Regions from separate parts of the Mus musculus genome. Here region 2 is linked to region 1. Evidence: chromatin loops called from intact Hi-C (ENCODE). Cell type or tissue: left cerebral cortex. All regions are shown on one strand. Each heading gives the region's core, and the rest is flanking DNA. Links, peaks and the distances in the headings are about the cores only.

What was found. Peaks named below come from ENCODE experiments on the same cell type or tissue, not always from the same donor. Only the 100,000 strongest peaks of a DNase experiment are listed, where the experiment ranks them.
Region 2: a loop joins it to region 1, with 7 times the contacts of the local background. A loop is called at or near these places in 3 of 42 quality-filtered maps.

The regions. Positions count from the first base shown.
Region 1 is chr5:112,341,408-112,344,309 of GRCm38, reverse strand. Srrd (SRR1 domain containing) reads left to right here and starts at 1,270. Exons shown (of 7, transcript NM_001359388.1): 1 at 1,270-1,435. The coding sequence starts at 1,287. Hps4 (HPS4, biogenesis of lysosomal organelles complex 3 subunit 2) reads right to left here and starts at 1,215. Exons shown (of 14, transcript NM_001359853.1): 1 at 1,147-1,215; 2 at 1-266. In left cerebral cortex, for the core only: a CTCF peak has its summit at 1,409; DNase peaks (open chromatin) are centred at 866 and 1,251; H3K4me3 peaks cover 1,763 bases; H3K27ac peaks cover 1,733 bases.
Region 2 is chr5:112,394,091-112,396,992 of GRCm38, reverse strand. It overlaps Asphd2 (aspartate beta-hydroxylase domain containing 2), which reads left to right and starts at 2,220. Exons shown (of 6, transcript NM_001357013.1): 1 at 2,220-2,275. In left cerebral cortex, for the core only: a CTCF peak has its summit at 1,726; DNase peaks (open chromatin) are centred at 751, 1,776 and 2,461; H3K4me3 peaks cover 1,374 bases; H3K27ac peaks cover 2,228 bases.

The sequences.
Region 1 (2,902 bases), core at 158-2,657:
CCAGTCAAATGGTCCCAAAATTAAGGAACTGGCACTCAGGAGCCTAATCAGAATGTGCGCAGCCCTTCAGAGTGCAAGAGAGAACTTTGACAGAGGGGAAGACAACTCAGTGTATCATGGAATACTCTGCCAGAAAAGAGTCTTGGCCTCACTCTGATTCTTCGCTCCTCCAAGAGAACTGTCCAGAAACAGGTGGTACAGGCATTAAAATTACTATCCACGAGGCTGAAATTTTCTGACAGTCTTATTTCACTGTGTGGATAACACTGGGAGGAAACACAAAAATAATTTAATCCTTTTCCTTGACAAGCCTTCCGTCATTTTCATCTATAGTCTTTGTTTTGTTTTGTTTATTTGTTTGTTTGTTTTTTCGAGACAGGGTTTCTCTGTATAGCCCTGGCTGTCCTGGAACTCACTCTGTAGACTCAGGCTGTCTCTGCCTCCCAAGTGCTGGGGTTAAAAGTGTGCGCCACCACCACCTGGCTTCATTAAGACTATAGTCTTAATCCCACTTTTCTGGTTAATTCCTTCAAGGACAGGATCTCTAAAGCTGGCCACAATCTGCCACCTGTGGAAATAGTACGTTGAAGTCTCTTAGGGAGGGAGCCAGGCATGGTAGTTTAGGCCTTTTATCCCAGCGCACTGGAAATAGACAGGCAGATTGCTGAGTTCCAGGCAAGCTATGGCTACAAAGCAGGACCCTCTCTTAAAAGCGAGTAAACTCTCTTAGGAAGAAGGAAGTGCCCGAGGGGCATCCCCCACGAACCCGAAAAGGCCTCTTAAATATCAGTCACCTCAACTACACACACCTCGTTCTGCAGCAAACACAGGGCGAGCACACTGTGCAGGGCATCTCTGTTCCTGGAACCACCCCTCCCATTCCCTGAGGCCTGCTCGGAGGACCTAACAGCGAGTTCTCAAAGGTCCCGATGAGGTCAGTGATTGTGTAAGGGACCTAAAGAGGCCATGACACCCTAAGAGTACAGGCAGGGGGACAGTGCGGGTGCGCGCGGGGACGGAGGGAAGTCCCTCGCTGGTCAGGAGCCCCGAACCCTGCGGCCCGATCGCGTGGATCAGGCTCGCCCGCCCGCCCGCCCACCGGGACCCCGGGCTCTGTCTGGCCGCCCGCGGGAAAACCCCCGATACCTGCGCCCGCCCGGCAGCCCCGCGATCACGCGCGGACCCACCTCCCGCCGGTGGGGGCTTGGCGATGACGTGAGGTGTGACGCAGCCTGTGACGTCGGCGGCACGGCGGCCGCTCTGGCGCACTCTGCTGACGTCAGAGCATGGCGGCGGCGGCTCTCGAGCCCTGGAGCGCGGTGGCTCCGCGGAGGAGGAAGCGCGCGGCGGGAAGGCGACCGCGGCCGGGCGAGGGGCCCCGGGCCGAGCCGGAGGCGGACGGCGAAGCGGTGCTACGCCGCCTGCGGGAGGCCGAGTGAGTGCAGCGCCGAGAGGCAACTCCAGCCTCAGTGTCCCTAACCTGGAAATGGGTGTGCCAACCCGCTGGGAAAGGCTGAGTTCTCCCTCCGGTGTCACTGTAGCAAGCTCTCAGTAAAGCTGCCATTCCCATTCGCTGCGGCTGCGGCAGTTTATCATCCTGTGTCCCTGTCTGCCACCTTTGAGATGGGGGTTTAAGCATTACGTAGGGATGCTCAGAGGATTGTGTGATGTGACTGTAGAGCACTCCCTGGCACCCAAGCTCGAGGTGGGGGAGGAGGGTGTCAGAAGGTGCTCAGAAGACCTCTGCTTTCACTGCATAGGTTAGGACAATCAAACTCAAATGTGAGGCTTGGTGGCAAGAACCTTTACCCTATAAATCATCAGCTCTGGATTTGGAGGCGGGATCTTGTACTATAGCTTAGGCTAGCCCAGCAGCCCTGAATTGGAGGATATCCCGTCTTTGCTGTGGGCCACACACCACATTGGTTATTATCCGTATTGTAAATCGAGGTTGCAGCAAACACAGATGTCAACATTTGCATCAATGGTTTACTGAGCAGCAGCTGTGTGCGCAGACTTTTGCAGCCTATGTATTTCACAGGCTCACTGGAATCCTGGGCACTCCGAGAGACATACAAAGATCATTGTTTCAGGCCCAGGCCTTGGTGACTTCAAACCCCATGCTTCCACCTAATCATTATCATGTACTCTATTATGTTACATCCATCTCCCCAGCACTTGGTCTGTACCTTCTTACAGGGCACATAGACGGTGCCCACCATACACAGGCTACACCGTGTTCTTGCCTTTTCTAGTTTTGGTCTTACAGGGCTAAGTTAGAAATGTTGGTAGCATTTTGTATGGGTCAGAAGGGCTGTGATGAGGGGGGCAAGTTACACTTAAAAAGCATTGGTGACCCAGAAGTTACCTCTGAACATAAATTACTGGCGGTGCAGCTGAGAGGACAGATAGAAGCAAGCAGTGCCTTAAAGTCTCGAGATTAGTGAGACATAGGTGTCTAGGACCTGAACTCTTCAAGGCGCACACCAGATAGTCATTGTTTCCTCAGCTGCTTCAGAATCTCCCAGAATGCCCTGCTTCTCCCAGCATCCTTCCAGGGGTGTGGTTATCACTCCTGAGCATAGAGAATCTGATTCAGGGCTACTTAGAATATTACAGAGTACTTTGATTTATCGGGCACTTCTTTCCTTAGAAGAATGTAGGTCGCCTGGGGGCAGTTTCTCTCCTCTTTGTCCCTAAACATTGCCTCTGGCATACTTAAATTCACTGTTGATTGTTCTGCCTTAGGCTGTGGAAACCAGCTGACCAGACCCTTGGACTTCCTCTTTGACCTTCTTTTTACCGTTATTTATAGTGGGGAAGCTATTGAGTTCCTGCTGAGTAGCTCATTCATTTCCCCCTGCTACTCTCCAGTCTTGAGAGGACACTCCCATCATAAAGG
Region 2 (2,902 bases), core at 211-2,710, 53 kb before region 1:
TGCACACATATTCATATACACATCACACATACACACACCACACATACATATACACACATGCACACACATACATGCACACATATACACATACATACACACACATACATACATACACACATATACAATACACAAATGCACACATGCACACACATACACACCACACACACAGCATCTGAAGAAAGAAGAAGTTGGGTGGCCTGCAAGCTCATACGGTGGTATAATGATGGGGTGTGCAGCCTGCAGTGGGCTGCAATGGCCGCCCTCAACAAGACAAGAGGGAGGAGAGTACCATGGCAGCTGGGCTAAAGGCAGGCAATTTAGACTCACCGAGTCCTAGTCTCTGCCCTTCTGGTGACATAGTGGCAGTGTGTCCTCGGCTCTCACCCAGAGTTCCCTCTGCAAGTCCTGGACACTCTTTTCTGGCAGAACTCACCTACTAAGGCCGTTAGAAGCTCGACAGAGATTGGAGTGATTATCATCTTCTGAGACTCTCAGCAATTTAAAAGAACTGAAATGGCCAGAGAGGTTAGCAGAGCCGTGTCTGTAATCTGGCCGCCGAACAAATAAACACGCTTAACAAACATGGAACCCTGTAATCACAGTGGTCACAGATAATTACAAGGTTCGTCGACAGGATTAATTCGTAATGCACTGCAGATGGTGTAGTCTGGGAATGGAACGCATACGGAAGACCGTGTGAAAGACGGTGTTCTTTATGCATAAGGGCCGTGGATGAGGCTAAATTTGGGCAACTTGCTAAATGTGAAGCAGGACACGAGCTGCATGCTTTCTCTAGCCACTCAGAGCAGTTACTCAGAAGGAGCAGGGTTGCCTTCAGCCCTCCGTCGTCAGCCCGGGATCGGCAACCGTCCTTAGTGCATTTTACAGGCTCTCAATCTATGTAAGACATATTCATGGTCTGATCATTTGTTCTCGGCCTATGGCACCGATTGTGGAGGCCCTGGAGTTTACAACGGGAGGTGGGTCTGGTTGCAGGAAGTAGGCGGGAGAGGTGGGTTTTGAAGGACAGACTGACCCTGGTTTTGCCCCAATTTCCTGAGCCTAGATCACACGCTTACAAGTGTAGCATCCCTCCATGCGTTTTCTGCCATAACGGACTGAAAACTTTTGACCTGTGAGCCCAGGTGAGCTTTCCCACCTCCATTGGTTTCTGTCAGGTGTCTTGGTGGCGTCCCCGCAAAAGAACCTTGCTGAACCAATGACGCGTTTTGAGTCACTGTATTAAAATAAAAAGTGGTGGTGGGGGGGGGGGGGGATGCTATTCTACTCCTGGAATTGTAACAAGGGCTTAAGGGACTAAGATGGAGACTCCAGGGCATGGAGTGGGTTCTGAGTCAGGAAACAGGGGTCCTGGGTGAAGCAAGTGGGTTCTCTATCACCAACTGTATAAGTGCGAGCTTGGGTGAAGGGCAGGGGGCTTCTGGGACAGACCCGAGGTGATTTTATCCTGGACAAAAATGAGGATTCTAGGCCAGGACAAAGATGCATGCTGGGATTGGAAGCAGTAGGTTCGAGGACAGACACAGATGGGCTGTGGGCTGGCATCCCACCCCACGCTCCCAGAACGCCCATGCACTGTTCCAAGGAGCCCACGCTTCCCTGGGCGCTCGCAGCGCGGTGTCCCTAGGCCAGGCTGAGCAGCCCCTTTCCCTCCAGTGAACTGGGCAGAACTGGCCGTGGCTAGCTAGACTGGGCCTCCCTGTGGGCAGGCGCCAGGTCTGCAACAGCTCCAGTCAGCAGCGCCCAGGCGGGGCCGGGAGCCGCGGATCTTCCAGGCTGTTCCATTTGCAATTTCATCCCACGTGTCCGCGGGGCCTCAGAAGTGTGTGTGGGATTCATCACAGGCAAGAGGGGCGAGGGGAAGGACACCAAGGGGAGGAGATGCGGAAGGGAGGACCGAGCGGAGGGGATGCAGGAGGGAGGGAGGGAGGAACAAAGGCGTCTGATAGGCGAAGCCCCCGGACCTGATGCGCGCACCCGATGCTCGGTGGGGCGGGACGCGCGGAGCCCCCCGCGGGTACGCGCGGCAGATGCATGCGCCGGGGGTCCCGCCCCGCCCCGCCGCCCCCTCCCCGCCGCCAGGCGCGCGCGGCATTGTGGGAGTTGTGGTCCTCGGGGTGGCGGAGCGCAGCGCGGGCGGCACCGGCTCGGCGGGGCTCGCGGCTCCGGCCGGGCGGCGGCTGCGGGCGCGGCAGGGGGCGGCCGCGTCCCTGGGGCAGTGGCGTCGCCCGGGTCCCCGCAGCCGCCCGCGCAGGTAAGCGGGGTCTCCAGGGCTGCGGGGCAGAGGAGGACGATGCTAGGGGCGCCCGCGCCTGCATCCCGGGCCGGCCCAGGGCCCGCGGTCGCCTAGCACCGGCTGCGTGCTGAGTGCCTCTCGAGCTGGACCGCGCAGCGCAGCATCACCCCCACCTTTTCTCCTCCCCCTCTTTCTCTCTTTCCAGCTTCCTCCTTCGCCTTTTCCCCTGATCCCCCATCCTCCTCAGCATCACCCACTTTGACCCACCTCCCTGTCCCGAGAATTGTCACGCGCCCTAAACCTCCTTCCCACTTTTCCAGGTAACCCTCACCTCACCATCTCTTCCCCTGACTACCTGCGTTAACGCATCTTTCTGACCTCTTCTGTCGTACTCTCTCCAGGGCCTGTGACACTGGCGGGAGACTGTGAGGAGGAAGGTCCCTAGAGGGGAGGGCTTGTCTCCGGACAGTTCTCTGCGCCCCCTGGTAGAGAGGATAGCAAGCAACACAGCTACCCCCTATCCTCTCCTGTGGTGTGCTGTACCTTGCGGGGGGGGGGGGGGGTTCGGGGTCGCCTGGCTTCACCTCAGGGTGACCCGGTCTCTTTGTCATCAGAAAGCTTCCTGAGCTGGTCATCTGATCCGGG